Linked DNA regions of Homo sapiens: regions 2, 3, 4 and 5 are each linked to region 1. A link is a contact called in ENCODE Hi-C or POLR2A ChIA-PET data. All regions are on one chromosome and are shown on one strand. Each heading gives the region's core, a stretch centred on a gene start or an enhancer-like site at or near the end of the contact. The rest is flanking DNA. Distances are from core to core; before and after follow the strand shown. Region 1 holds the start of CHKA (choline kinase alpha). Region 2 overlaps LRP5 (LDL receptor related protein 5). Region 3 holds the start of LRP5 (LDL receptor related protein 5). Region 4 overlaps LRP5 (LDL receptor related protein 5). Region 5 has its middle 14 kb from the start of C11orf24.

Region 1 (2,700 bases), core at 81-2,580:
GTCTCTACTAAAAATACAAAATTAGCCGGGCGTGGTGGCGTGTGTCTGTAATCCCAGCTACTCGGGAGGCTGAGGCAAGGAGAATCGCTTGAACACGGGAGGCCGTGGTTGCAGTGAGCCGAGGTCGCGCCACTGCACTCCAGCCTGGGGACCAAGAGCGAAACTCCGTCTCAAAAAAAAAAAAAAAAGGAAAAAACATTTCTACCTTACTCTTATTTTAGGAGCCACGCCTCCCACCTTTGTCTAGTAACACAGCTATAGTGATGTCTCTTAGGGGATGAGAAAATGCTACTCCTCCACTAACAATGACTCTTGGAGAGGGAACAAGACATCAAATCGCGAACTCGAAAAACTAACAGAAAAAAGTTAAAAAGTGGTTTGTGTTTTTAAAGCCAGCCACAACACCTTCATTCAAGGCCCTAAACCGCAGAGACTTTCTAGACCTATCTTAAGCGTCAGTACCACACGCACTTCGTGATGGAACGGTATTGTTCTCCTAGAACAGACCCGTTTTCTCATGAAACCGACGTTTTTACAAAAGCCTGTTTGTGGACGGCCTGCGGCGGCCGCGAACCCGCTTCCCTTGGATTACCCAGGGCTGGGAGAAGGAGGGCTTTCGCCGGCTGCGGTCCCCGGTCCCCGGCCTCCGCCCCGGCCCCGGCTCCCCCGGCCCCCGACCCCCCCGGCCCACGCCCCCTGCCCGGACCCCGCCCCGGCCCCGCCCCGCGTCACCTGACTGTCCCGCGGCCCCCAGACCCGGCGCCACCGACCTGATGACACTGATGTGGAACTCGTCCTCGCGGAGGCCCCGCCAGGCGCCGGGCAGGAACTCCTTGCACCACAGATAGGCCCTGCGCCGCGTCCGGGGCTCCGGCTGCTCGTCTGCGGGCGGCTGCGGCGGCGGGGGCTGGGGCAGCGGCAGCGGCAGCGGCAGCGGCGGCGGAGGGGGCAGCGCGAGCGGCGGCTGTTGGCCGCCCAGCTGCTTGGACTCGAGGTCGCTGGCGGCGTCGCGCTGCTGCCCCACGCCGGGCGCCGGGGCCGCGCTGCCGCTACCGCAGCTCAGCAGCAGCCCGAGCGGCGAGGGCTCCGCCTCGCCCCCGGTGCAGAATTTGGTTTTCATGCCCGACAGGCGGCCGAGGAGGCGCGGGCGGCCGCAGCGCGAGAGGACTAGGCTCAGAGTCCGGCCGGGCGCCCCCTCGCCGCTCTCTCACTGGCAGGCCGGCGGGGCAGGGGGCCGCGGCGGTTGGGCGCGCGGGGCGGCGGCGGCGGCTGCGGCGACTGCGGCGACTGTGGAGCGGGGATGTGCTGCTGGCCGCTGCACTCGCTCCTCTGCCGCCGCCGCACGAGGAGCGCCGGCCGCGTCACAGCCCGCCCTCGCGCTCGCCACTGATTGGCCGCCGTCCGCCGGCCCGGCGCATCATAACCGCCGCCGCCCTCGCCACACCGCCTCCCCATTGGCTGCGGCGCCGCCCCCAACCCAGAGCGCTGCGGCCTCCGTGAGCGGGGCCTGGGCGAAGGGGGCGGGGCGTCGAGGGGGCGCCCCGGCGGTCGCAGGGAAGGGGGAGAGGGGAGCGAGGCGCGGGGGGCGCCGGGAGAGCGCCTCCGCGGTGGGACGGAGCCGGACTGGGCCGAGCGAGGGAGGCTCCTGAGCCTCGGAGGACCCCGGGGTTGGCTTTGGGAGCTGAAAGTTTCCTTGGACCCCTCGGAAGCCCCGTGACATCAGAGGCCGGGCCTGGCAGGGGCAGGCAGGAAACGTGTCTGGAGGCTACTGCCCTCTCCGCGTGACCTTGGGCGAGCAGCCTCCTCCTGGGGCTCAGTGGGTGTGATTTTGTAACATTTCCCAGCGCTGCCACAGGCGCGTCTCGCCCTGTCCAACGCGGAGCCCGAAGAATTACTAAGAAACCGAGGTCTGAAGGAGGGAAGAGGTGACGGGCTCGAGGCCACACGGTGGGCCAGGCTGGGCCCGGCTGCACGCCGGCTACCGGGGCCCAGCCCTCTGCACGCCTCCCGCAGCCTCAGTTTCCCTGTCCGTGGTACTGAGGATGCTCGGGCCTAGAAGTTCAGGGCTGGAGGCCCAGGGACCGTCGAGGGAGGGGCATCATCCCCGCCATGGGGCCGCCGCAACTGCCCAGAGCACAGGCCAAAGGTGCGTGCCACGGGGCTACTGGCGTTGTGGACGCTGCCCCTGCCTCCCCATCCCCCGCAGGAAACAGCCTTGTGACCGTGACTAACGCACCTTTGCCGGGGTAGAGGGGCAAGGGCCCCTGCTACCGTTTGCCACACACTGCCCCATGTCCCTCACTGCTCCCGTCCTTCCTAGAAGTGAGGTGCTGATACATATAAAAATTATGGATCCCATTTTATGGGACATGAGCTGAAACAGGAGGTTTCCTGGGCTGCCAGGGGCTTAGGAAATCCAGTGCCTGATACACAGGAAATGCTTCTATGTGGGGAGTTCACAGTCTTCCAGAAGCAAAAATGTTTTTTGGTTTTTTTTTTGAGACGGAGTCTTGCTCAGTCGCCCAGGCTGGAGTGCAGTGGCACGATCTCGGCTCACTGCAACCTCCGCCTCCCGGGTTCACGCCATTCTGCTGCCTCAGCCTCCCGAGTAGCTAGGACTACAGACGCCCGCCACGACGCCTGGCTAATTTTTTTTTTTTTTTTTTTTTTTTTTTTGTATTTTTAGTAGAGACGGGGTTT
Region 2 (2,786 bases), core at 251-2,750, 220 kb after region 1:
TATGGCCCCTCTCACCTCCGTCAGGTGGTGAATAGACTACGTTTCATTTATCCGTTCATCGGTTATGGACATTTGAGCTGTTTCCATGTTTTGGCTTTGTGAACACTGCTGTTAACATGCGTGTACCTGTATGTGTACATACATGAGTAGAGGGGTTCAGTTCTTTTGGGTATATATGTAGGAGTGGAATTACTGGTCATAGGATCATTCTATGTGTAACTTTTTGAGGCACTACCAGGCTGTTTTCCACAGCAGCCAGAGGTGTCTTTAAAAGCAGTTGTCAACTGGGCTTGGTGGCTCACACCTGTAATCCCAGCACTTTGGGATGCCAAGGCGGGCGGATCACCTGAGGTCAGGAGTTCGAGACCAGCCTGACCAACATGGCAAAACCCCGTCTCTACTAAAAATACAAAATTAGCTGGGCGTGGTGGCGTGTGCCTGTAATCCCAGCTACTCAGGAGACTGAGGTGGGAGAATCGCTTGAAACTGGGAGGCCGAGGTTGCAGTGAGCTGAGATTGCGCCATCATACTCCAGCCTGGGCAACTAGAGTGAAACTCCGTCTCAAAATAAAAATAAAAATAAAAATAAAAGGAATGATCACTTCCTGTTTCATGAATGAGGAAACTGAGGCTCTGGGAGATGGGAAATCCTGCCCGGAATCTCACAGCTGGAGGCCAGGCCAGGCTTTGAATCCAGGCAACTGAGTCTGAGTGGATGGTGTGTGCTTTGTGTTGGAGCTGGCCCAGGGCTGGATGAAGGCAACATTTAATTAATGAAAACCACTACCCCCTCCCGGCTGTTACCTCTTGAGCGCTTTTCTATGAAGCATCCTGTTTAAGCCTCGCACTCTGTGATGTGGAGGTGCAGTAATTATCCCCATTTCACAGACAGGATGTTGAGGTCAGAGGGGTTGAGTGATTGTCATGGGCCAGGTCTCAGCCAGGCTTGCTAACCCTGGAGTCTGCCGTCTGCTCTGAAGTGGTCACTCTCAGCTGGAGAGCTGACCTGGCCCTTTTGCCTTTGTGATGTACGGTCCTGAAAAAAATATTTGCAGAAATAGCTTCATAGGAACATATATGGAATTTGGAATTAAAAAATATATTAAAAACTATATATTTACCAGTATTACAATATATTACCCAGAGACTTGTCTCCCTAATGAGGCCACCTTTACTTTTTCAATCTTTGTCTCCGCTGGTGCTTTCTCATAACTGCCATTCATTCTAGTAGAAATCATGGTTCACGGTTATGCTGGGTGTGTGGTTTTTGGTGTTGACATGTCGAACGTTTTGTTGTTACCGCAGTCATTTTGTTACTAGTTAATTGGTGCTACCTTTCCACGGAGACAATAGTCTAGTTACCCCTGCCGCTGGAGATTGTTCTTTTTTTTTTTTTTTTTTTGCTATTACAAATAAGGCCTCAGCAAATATTGTGACTCAGACGTTTTCCTTCTTTCTGGTGTTTCTTGGGACAGACTCCTGCAGGGGTGATCCCTGGGGAGAGGGCGTAATTATTTTATGTTCATGATGCGGCAGTCACCACCGTGTTTCTGAAAGGTTTGTTCTGCACTCTGGGCTGCCAGTTGACATTCGGTTTTTCATGGTGATCTGGTGGGTCCTGGGGTGTGATGGTGGCCGGGCCCAGCTGCTTCAGCCCTCAGCCTGTCCATCCCCCACCCACACCCAGAACTGAGGCTCCAAGGTGCAGCCTCAGGTGTCTGCCACCCTGTGCATCCCTCATCGCCCCAGGTCTGTTGCCCTCCCTTCTCCTCCTTCTCAAATTACGCTGCCCAGAGGTCAGGCTAGAGGTCAGCAGGTCCATCACTGGATGGAATGACCTGGGGCAGGCCAAGGTATCTGGGGGCTGTGTAGCTGTGACCCCTGAGCTTCAGGGGGCTGTGAAACGAGAGACCTTGGGCACATGGGCACATGACGTGGTGGGAAGGCGCCCAGAGGACCAGCACCCGCCATGCTACCCCCACACTCTGCTCCAGTGTGCTCCCACCCCAGGACCTTTGCCCAGGCCTGCCGGCTCCTTCTTTCCCAGCAAGGCCTGCTCTGTCTCAGGTAGCATGCAGCCCCCCGACCCACTTCTCATGTAGCATGCAGCCCCCCGACCCACTTCACCCTGCACCATTTCCCTGATCTGCAGCGTTTATGATGTAACATTACTAAGGTGTCCTTATTGGCTATGTGTATTGCTTGTTTATTACCACCCACGTGAATACGGAGCCATTCAGGCCGTGTCCTGGGTGTCTGGGTGGGCCAGCTGGTGCTGGGCACTCGCCTGCTGGAGGAGTGAGTGCCCATGGCCAGCCCCTCCTGGTGCCTGGGCTGCGTCTCCTCCTTAGTGTGCTGCCTCTACAGGCTTTTCTCCTGAACTGTCCTCTTTGCTTTTTTTTTTTTTTTTAAGCTTTAAAAGAAGTTTTTGTAGAGATGCGGTCTTGCTGTGTTGCCCAGGCTGGTCTTGAACTCCTGGCCTGAGATGATCCTCTCTCCTCGGAAAGTGCTGGGATTATAGGTGTGAGCTACGGAGCCGGCCCTTCCCTTCTACTCTGCTACTCTGCTGTTCTCTCTCCCTCCCGTCGGGTTCTGCTCCTGCCACGTTCTCCCCTCTCCCCACCAAAGGCTGGGTTTTCTTTGTCAGGGCTCCTTTCCCCTTTGGAGAAGAGGGGGCTGTAGGGCCTTGGTGCGAGGCCCTCCAGTGACAGGATCCCCCATCACCCAGAGTTCCACAGGCCCTGGTAGGGAGGAGGGGGAGCAGAAGAGGAGGTGCCATCTTTGCC
Region 3 (2,803 bases), core at 209-2,708, 190 kb after region 1:
AACCCCAGGCTGTGCTGGTAGAGCTGGATGCAGGGTGGAAGAAGGGAAAATATTTTTGCTGCTTAAATCCTAGCCTGGCTTCCCATTGCTCGTGGGGTGCATTCTCGATTCCTCTTCCCCGCCTGAGGTCTGACATGTGCTGGCCCTGGCTGGCCTCTCCTGTACCTTCTACCACCAGCTCCAGCTCATGGCCTGATGTGGTTCCTCCCCCGAATCCAGCGACCAGGCTGCCCTCTGCCCCAGCGCCTCCTCCGTGGATGTCTGCTCTTCCTGAACTGCCCTCCCACCGGACGGCTGCTCCTTGGTAGCAGCTCAAGTGTCCTTCCTTCCCTAAGCCAGTTTCCCCAAACACTGCAGCACAACGCCCTTCATTTCTCATGGCATTCTTCATGGCCTGTCAATGGGGCTTTTGTTGTTTTAATTTTCCGTCTTCTTGTTTTTGTTGGTCTTCCTAGAATATAAACCCCATGAGGGCAGAGGCGTTCAGCCTGACTCCAGCCTGGCAAAGCTGTCACAAATCTGGAGGAACACACACGTTCACGGGCACTCAGTTCTGTGAGGTACTGCAAGCCCTCTCTGAACCTGCAAGGTGGCCATTGCTGTCCCCACTTTACAAAGGAGGAAAGAGTGCGCGGAGAGGTTCTACTTAGACCCGCCAAGGGCACAGTCGTTCTAGAAAGTAGCAGACTGGGAGTTCCAACTTGGGCTTGCTGGTTCCAGAGCCCCTTCTGTGCCCCTTCCAGGCTGTGCCTGGGTGAGATTCTTCTCCTACCAGCACGTCTTCTTCCTGGAGGGTTCAGTGGCTGAGCTGACACCGGTGGGCAAGAGGCCCTGGCGGGCTTGTTGAAGGACTCAAAGGTGGCGTCTGGGAGCCTGGCGGGACTTTCTCCCTGTCAGCCTAGAGGCACTTTTAGAGGAGTGTGTCTGTTTCGCAGTCTTCGTGTCTCATAATTCATAACTAAGGTAGAGGGTACACATTTAGTTTACAGTAAAACCTCAAACCCACCTCCACTCCCAGCCGGCCACTTCTCTCCCTGTTCCCTTCTCTGCCCTCCACAGGTGAGAACAAGTGTCCGGGGCCGCCCCGTGGGGCCCCAGGCTGCCCGCCCTGAAACTGCCTCGCTGTGTGCCCTTGGGCAACCCCGCCCTGCTCCGTGCCTCAGTTTCCCCACTCATAGAGGCTCCACAGGTGACACACCTGGCTCCGGGCCCCGATCGGCCGCCGGGCCCCGCGGGGCGGAAACCCCGCGCCAAGCCTCCCGGAGGCACCTCCAGGGCAGGGCGGGGAGCGCGGGGAGGGGCCGCGGGGACCTGCGCCGCTGGGGCCGCCTGGCCGCCGGCCGGCTCCGGGGGGCGCCCGCGGGAGGGCGCGGCCGGTGCGGGGGGCGCGGGTGGCGGCGGCGGGGGGCGGAGACGCGGCGCGGCTTCCGCTCCCGCGCGCCCAGCTCCCTCCTCCCCGTCGTCCTGGTCCGCGGCGCCCGAGGGGGGAGGCGGAGGCGCCGGGAGCCGCGCGAGGAGCCGCCGCCGCCGCGCCATGGAGCCCGAGTGAGCGCGGCGCGGGCCCGTCCGGCCGCCGGACAACATGGAGGCAGCGCCGCCCGGGCCGCCGTGGCCGCTGCTGCTGCTGCTGCTGCTGCTGCTGGCGCTGTGCGGCTGCCCGGCCCCCGCCGCGGGTAGGTGGGCGCAGGCCGGCCGGGGGCCGCGGGTTGCTCGGACAATGGCCCGGGCGGCCCCGCGGCCAAGTGCGCGGGCGCCGCCGCCGTCTCGGAAGCGACTTGGCGAGTTGGGAGCGAGTTGGGGCGCGCGCCCGGGATCCCCCTGCCGTCCCCGGCGTCCCCGCCACGCGCGGGCCCTTTGTCTCCCCACCCGGGCCCTCCCCGGGGACGCTGCGTCCCGGGCTGGCGAGGAGGGCGCCCGCTCCGCCAGGTGCGGCGCGGGCGGGTCCTCACCTGCCCGAGCCCGCGGGAAGCCGGGAGCCGAGCCGAGCCCGCGCTGGGCCCGTGTGGCCCGGGCCGGGCACCGAGCGGGGACTTGGGGCGCGGAGGCGGGCCTGGCCCGGGGAGCCGGTTCGCAAGCCTGTTTCCAGCGGCCGCGCGGCCGCCCCGCGTGCTCCGAGGACGGGCTGAAGTTGCAGCGAGAAAGTTCTGAGCCCGGGCGCGGGGCGGCCTGGCCGGTGGCGCTGCTCCTGTGAGCCGCGTGGCTGTGGGTTTCCAAGCGGACTGACACCTGCCAGGTGCCCGGGCGACCCGAATGCCCCGTGTGGCCGCCGGGTCCCCAGATAGTGTCCATCCCCGGGTCGGCTACGCGGAGGTGACGTGGTCCCAGATCGCGGGGCAGTGGGGGAGGCAGGCTTGTGCCTCAGTTGTACACTCCCGTGGGGAGAGGTAGGGCGGGGGAACTTTCTCTCCAACTTTTGGTGTTTCCCAGGGGGTGGAGTTGAGGTCAGGAGGACTCAGGAAACTTAAGCAGTCGTGAAACGCTACACATGTTCTTTTAATTTGGAGATTGCCATGTGGTTTTTCAAGCAAGCCTCTTGCTACCTAAATCATTCTCTTCGGATGTGCGTGTTTTGTTTTTCTGGAGTATGGCTGGCCAAGTGGCACGGCCGCAAGTGCCTGTGCACGCCGCGGCTCCTGTTCTGTTTGTGGCAGTTTAGCGGGGAGGACCTCGGGCCCCTTTGTCTGGGCCTCCTTAAGGCAAACAGCTGTCTCCCTGAATATTTCCAGTGTGAATGGTGCAGCGGGGTGGCCCTGTAGTCAGATCCCCCAGGCTGCAGCCTCTGCTTGGAGGTGTGGGGGACAGC
Region 4 (2,700 bases), core at 193-2,692, 250 kb after region 1:
TGGGGAATGGACACAGCCCCCAACAAGCAGATCGTGCAGTCGTGCCTGTCAGGTGCCTTGCCCTAACAGTGGAAGGATCATTTGAGGTCAGGGGTTCAAGACCAGCCTGGCCAACATGGTGAAACCCTGTCTCTACTAAAAATACAAAAATTAGCCGGGCGGTAGTCGTGCGCCTGTAATCCCAGCTATTTGGGAGACTGAGGCAAGAGAACATGTTGCCCTGGGAGCTTTTGTTAAGGGTCCCTGTGTGGCTCCCTCACGTATCAGAGTTCCAGGAACGGGTGTGGGCCCTGATAAAATCCCAGACTCATGGCTCAGTGAAGTCGCACAGCTGGACAAGCTTGGAGACCCCCAAATAACTTGCCCAGGCTACCCTGGCTTGCAAAGGGCCACTGCTCATCCAGGGGTGACGGAGCCGTGCTGGGTGCCTGGCATCCAGTGGGTGCCCAGTGTCCAGCTGCCATGTCCACTGTCCATGCCCTTATCACCTTCATGTTGTCACCATGACCGGCGCCTTAGGTGCTGTGGCTGGTGCCAGGCCCGTGAGAGCTGGGGCAGGTTCACTCAGGGTCCAGGTTTGCCTGCATCGTCCCAGAATCCTCCCATACCTGGGGGAGTGGGCTGTCAGTGGGAGCCAGTAAAGGGGCGTTGATTTCTTTCCCAACCAGAAGAGGCAGGGGCTATAGACTTAGGTGGAGCCCCTGGCTCTTTGCTGGCTCCCAGGGTTCTAACAGCTGGGCCTTCTGAGCCCTGGGGACTGGCTGCTCGTGGCTGAGCCCTTCAAGGGCATTGCGCTCCTTCTGCAAATGTAATTCCCAGTCTCCATGTCCAGGCCCAGAGCAGCCCTGGGGAGTCCTCAGGGCTCATTTTCCTGCAAGCGGGGGAGAGGGGGGGACAGGCCCTGTGGTGATTAGAGGAGGCTGCCTGCGCTCACAGGGGGTGGTTAGGCTACCCAGAGGAGGAGGCCCCTGCAGGCTGGCAGGGGGCCTGGTGGCTCTGGCCCCAGCCCTGGGCTCTGTGGCATGGAGCTGACACCACAGACACCTGTGGGGTTGGACCGCTGGACTAGCAGCGAGCCCTGCCCTTCCAGTTGGATAGCTTTTCCATTCCAGAGCCGTCAGGGCCGCAGGGCTGAGCACGCAGCTCCACGCTCCCTAGAGACTCAGCCGTCAGGGGTCACCTTTCTCTAGTCTTGTGGGAACTGTTTTTGCCCTCAGCCGTGAGAGGCACTTTTACACATAACTCAGTTGGAGCATGACTGGCACGCAGGAGAAAAACATTTTGTGTCATTTATAGGCCCTGCTTGGGCGAGACTCTGGGCCGGGAACGTCCACATGCAGCCAGTGTGGGGACTGTTTTACTCTGAGCCTGAATCTTTCTGCTTTGGTTCCAGATGCCGTGTGTAGGGTGTTCTGTCAAAGGGAGGAAAAAGCTCCTCAATGAGACAGAAAGATGCAACTGGGAGTCTGGTTTTGCATGAGGACGTGAGCGTTTCAGTTCACTTTTTTTTGTAAGCATGGTTCCCCAGTCTGACCTCAGAGCTGCCTGGAGATGGGCCCCACCCGCTTCCCGTTAATTAACAGGCTGGTGCTCGGTGTGGATGCTGGCTCCTCCGTCTCCCTGCCCTGGGCCCTTTTGAAGCTGAAGTGTTCCAGGGGCAGCTGGTGTGGAAATAGAGTTTTCTAGAGGTTTTAGAGTTGAGAAGAAACCTAAACTCTTCTTAGAAGCATTTCAAGGGTTTGTCACCAGGATGGCTCTCTGCAAATTTGAGGTGGTTCTAGAAGATCTTCCCATATTTCTTAATCCAGAGGGAGATGGGGATGGGCGAGAAACGGCTTTGTCCTTAAGGAAGTCATGTTCTGGTTGGAGGACAGGCACGGCCTAGCATTGAAGCTGGTGAGTCAGAGCCGGACCTGTGAGCGGGGCCAGAATGGGGCGCGGGCTTCAGACTTCACAAAGCAGACCACGCGGCAGCCTGGGGCTTTAGTATCCAAATGTCCTGCCCTCCAGGTTTCATTCCTTGCCGTAAAATATCACGTTAAAGGAAAATGTTTTGTTAAAAGACCACAGTCCTGTCACCTGAGCACAGTCGCTGTTCTCGGTTCCTCTGTGGCTTTCCAGGCTGCAGGTGCCCATTGGTATTGCGGCCGTGCGCCCGGCGGGCATGAATTAGCTGTGCCGCCTGGCTGCTGACGGGACGCCTCGCCTCGACTGAAAACTACCTGGAGCTGCTCACCCAGGGGCAACGTGAAGAAAACGTGAAATTCTGTCGCTTGTTGCAGCTGACAGCACGGCTGTGAGGTCCCAGTGGGCAGAGGCCTCGTGCAGGGCACCTCACCAGCCGGGATGTCAGAGCTGGCCAGAAGGAGCGGTGCCCATGGAGGGCTGCCAGTGCCCAGAGAGCCTTCCGAGGTGTCACGTTGGGCAGTGAAATTCAGAGTCGGGCAGAGGAGGCCCTGGGGTCACACAGGGATCTCCTCCAGGCTATGGGTTGGTGAGGTCCAGTGTCCGGGGGTGAAGGATAGAGGCTCTGTGGTGAGGGCTCTGGAGCTGGCCCTGGGCTAGCGGAAACGCAGGTAACGAAGGAGGCTGTGCTGGTGGGACTTGTGCCTGTTCCCGAGGGAGGCATTGTGAGTGATGTTTAGGCCAAGAGGATTCAGGATGGAAGACATGGCTTGGTTTGTAGTTGGGAGCCGGCCA
Region 5 (2,700 bases), core at 7-2,506, 140 kb after region 1:
CCCCCTTCTCCTGATGTGGAAGCATTTTAAAGCACACCTCAGACAGCCTATGACTTCAGCCTCAAGCAACAGAGTCATCTTTTAAACTCTGAACTGGATAACGTGACTCCCTGTGCATTCCTGGGCTCTCCCGCTCCTCCCCCGCCGCTGTCCCCTGGGACCGGCCTGTCTCTTTCACTCTCCCCAGGGCCCTTCTCTCCTCACACTTGTGGCCTTGGATCTGTCCTGGGGGCTCCGCATTGCTGGCCTCTCTGCCTGGATCCCGCATCTCCCTGATTTTTCATCTGTGTTTTTACTGCAAATGTTTGGATTTTGTTTCCTGCTCACAGCAGGAGGCCATCGGGGATTGCTGTGCAGGGGAGTATTAGGAGCTGAGTTGTGTTTTTAAAATATCCTCCGGCTGCTGTGTGGAGGATGAGTAGGGCTGGGGCGGGGAGCAGGAAGACCATCACAGAGAATTCAACGTAGTCGAACGTAGTCCATATTCTAAAAAGTATCGGCTTGTGTCAGCCACTGCGCTGGATCTTGAAGCAAAGCTGTAGATACGGAAATTGTGGCTGAGTATGGTCGTGGTTTGTCCCAACTGACCCAGCTGGTGGGTTTTGGGACCGAGGCCCGGGGGGCTGCCTGTGAGTTCATTGCATTCTCCCTGAACTCGTGGATTCCTTCTGGTGGGAGACAGTTACAGGCGCAAATGACCTAATACCACCTAGAACAATCCATCCCATAGTGGAAGCCGAGCCCCCCTGGCCTGGAACAATCGAAGAGGGCCAGAGTTCTCTGGTGTGGGGTAACGGCAAGACTCCCTGCTGTCAGGGGAGCGGGCTAAGGGGTTTCCACCTGCAAACATGGAATGGTAGGCGCAGGGGGCCGGAGGGTGGGATGGTGTCTCTAGCCAAGGCCAGCACCAGGGCTGGTGAAATAGGCTGGGAGGGGCAGGACGTGGTGGCTCACACCTGTAATCCCAGCACTTTGGGAGGCCGAGGCAGGAGGATCACCTTGAGGTCAGGAGTTCCAGACCGGTCCGGCCAACATGGTGAAACCCCGTCTCTAGTAAAATACAAAAACTTAGCTGGGCGTAGTGGCAGGCGCCTATAATGCCAGCTACTCAGGAGGCTGAGAATCGCTTAAACCCGGGAGGCAGAGGCTGCAGTGAGCCAAGATGCACTCCAGCCTGGGCAACAAGAATGAAACTCTGTCTCAAAAAAACAAAAAACAAGAAGGCTAGGAGGGAGCCTTGCCCGCCAGGGGGAGCCCTTGGACTTCCTCTACCAAGAGATGCGGCCCTGCTCCTAGAGAAACTGGCTGGCTCGAGGCCATGCCCTGTCGAGCTCGAGGCCATGCCCTGCCGGGGCTCTCAAGGCTTTGGAGGAGCCTCTGCTCCCTACGGCCGTGGTGTGCTCAGCCACGCCCAACATTTGCAGACAGATCCGGTGTGAATGCTCAGCTCTCACGGCTTTGGAGGAGCCTCTGCTCCCTGTGGCCATCGTGTGCTCCTGAGCCACGCCCAACATTTGCAGACAGATCCAGTGTGAATGCTGTGCTGCCATTTGCTTGGTGGATGACCTCGGCCAAGCAACCTGGCCTTTCTGTGCCTTGGTTTCCTCACTGTGAAGGGACGAGAGCTCCTTTTGGGGCCAAGCCCCGAATTGGACTCTCACTTCTGTTTGGCCTTCTGGCACCTTCTGTGTGGACTCTCACCCATCAGTTAGGGACTTTGTACCTCCTGTGTGTCAGTGCTGTGCTAGGCCCCGGATGAGCCACTGCCCCTGCCGCAGGAACAGAAAGCCTGAGGGGGGCTCTGAGCTCTCTGAGCTCCCCAGGGTGGAGGAGGCACCTTCTCTGAGCCCACCCCTCACCTTCATTGTGTTCCTCACAAGGCAGGTCTCACCCACCGCACCGGGGGCTCCTGGGCCACGTCATCTCTGAATCCCCATTGGGCTGGCAAACAGTAGGTGCTCACTAGGCACCTGATAAAGTGAGTTGAATGGGACTTTGTGTAGGCCAGGATGGCACCTGGCTTATCTTGCAGTCTCGTGTCCTCCAAGGCAGGGAGAAGAAAGCCCGGAGCCCCTGGATTTGGACAGGTCTGCGACGGGGGCGCCTTGAGCTCTGTTTGGCTGGGACTCACCACAGGGGGCTGCATTGGGCCTGTAGTGCTGGGCAGAGGAGCTTGGGGCTTTCGGCAGGGACGGGTGTGGTTAGATTTGTGTTTTGACGGGTCCCTTGCCGCAGGGTGGAGAACGGATGAGCCAGGCTGTCTGGGAGCAGAGTGGGCAGGCAGTTGGTGGTGGGCCCAAGGCCGGGCAGCAGCTGGGGTCAGGACAGGGGAAGCGGCCGGAGTACTGAAACCTTTAGGATGGCCAGTTGGACTCAGGGGGAAGCACAGGTTTCTAAATCTGTTAGCCCACGTGGGGATGCCATTAGGTACAGGGAGGACCCCTGGGGCCAAACACACTCCTGGGGGCCGATGCTGAGGTTGGCCTTGGATGCTGAGTTTGAGGCACCTGTGGTCCAGGAGGAACGCCATCCAAGAGAGAACAATGGCAGGGGGTTTGGAATAGGACCCCCAAGGATGGAGGGGGAGAGTGTGACCAATGCTCTCAGAGGATAAAAGAATTCGGAGACTGGGTGCGATGGCTCATGCCTGGAATCCCAGTGGAGGCCGAGGAGGGTGGTTCACTTGAGATCAGGAGTTTG

Evidence for each region. Hi-C counts contacts between places; a loop is a spot of excess contacts on that map. ChIA-PET counts read pairs that join two places held with the same protein, here RNA polymerase II (POLR2A). Pooled maps may share reads with other maps.
Region 2: a pooled map shows a loop between it and region 1 (3-fold over the local background). The contact joins the enhancer-like site here to the promoter of CHKA in region 1. A Hi-C loop is called at or near these places in 2 of 50 pooled maps. POLR2A ChIA-PET finds 5 or more read pairs at or near these places in 4 of 52 experiments (BJ, H1, OCI-LY7 and 1 more).
Region 3: a loop to region 1 is called in a map with no recorded cell type, with 6 times the contacts of the local background. The contact joins the promoter of LRP5 here to the promoter of CHKA in region 1. A Hi-C loop is called at or near these places in 2 of 37 single-sample maps with no recorded cell type and 4 of 50 pooled maps. POLR2A ChIA-PET finds 5 or more read pairs at or near these places in 1 of 52 experiments (OCI-LY7).
Region 4: a pooled map shows a loop between it and region 1 (13-fold over the local background). The contact joins the enhancer-like site here to the promoter of CHKA in region 1. A Hi-C loop is called at or near these places in 5 of 37 single-sample maps with no recorded cell type and 5 of 50 pooled maps.
Region 5: a pooled map shows a loop between it and region 1 (4-fold over the local background). The contact joins the enhancer-like site here to the promoter of CHKA in region 1. A Hi-C loop is called at or near these places in 1 of 37 single-sample maps with no recorded cell type and 4 of 50 pooled maps. POLR2A ChIA-PET finds 5 or more read pairs at or near these places in 4 of 52 experiments (Caco-2, K562, OCI-LY7 and 1 more).

The regions. Positions count from the first base shown.
Region 1 is chr11:68,120,058-68,122,757 of GRCh38, forward strand. CHKA (choline kinase alpha) reads right to left here and starts at 1,331. Exons shown (of 12, transcript NM_001277.3): 1 at 771-1,331. The coding sequence starts at 1,120. It overlaps CHKA-DT (CHKA divergent transcript), which reads left to right and starts at 1,831. Exons shown (of 4, transcript NR_183630.1): 1 at 1,831-2,146. RefSeq lists enhancers at 56-185, 326-455, 1,304-2,069, 2,070-2,700 and silencers at 606-735, 1,306-1,735, 2,086-2,185.
Region 2 is chr11:68,339,677-68,342,462 of GRCh38, forward strand. The region is part of intron 1 of LRP5 (LDL receptor related protein 5); the gene reads left to right. Among named protein-coding and RNA genes, the nearest start is that of LRP5, 28 kb to the left of the region's middle. Within about 2 kb of position 1,501, at least 15 of the 41 ENCODE cell types and tissues checked have a DNase peak (open chromatin) inside an H3K27ac peak, as active enhancers do.
Region 3 is chr11:68,311,133-68,313,935 of GRCh38, forward strand. LRP5 (LDL receptor related protein 5) reads left to right here and starts at 1,459. Exons shown (of 23, transcript NM_002335.4): 1 at 1,459-1,673. The coding sequence starts at 1,583. LOC124900302 (a long non-coding RNA gene) reads left to right here and starts at 2,317. Exons shown (of 2, transcript XR_007062749.1): 1 at 2,317-2,803. RefSeq lists silencers at 1,084-1,373, 1,394-1,593, 1,784-1,943, 1,954-2,023 and enhancers at 1,445-2,320, 2,321-2,803.
Region 4 is chr11:68,369,474-68,372,173 of GRCh38, forward strand. The region is part of intron 5 of LRP5 (LDL receptor related protein 5); the gene reads left to right. Among named protein-coding and RNA genes, the nearest start is that of LRP5, 58 kb to the left of the region's middle. RefSeq lists an enhancer at 1,762-1,811. Within about 2 kb of position 1,443, at least 17 of the 41 ENCODE cell types and tissues checked have a DNase peak (open chromatin) inside an H3K27ac peak, as active enhancers do.
Region 5 is chr11:68,256,320-68,259,019 of GRCh38, forward strand. No RefSeq gene overlaps it. Among named protein-coding and RNA genes, the nearest start is that of C11orf24, 14 kb to the right of the region's middle. Within about 2 kb of position 1,257, at least 9 of the 41 ENCODE cell types and tissues checked have a DNase peak (open chromatin) inside an H3K27ac peak, as active enhancers do.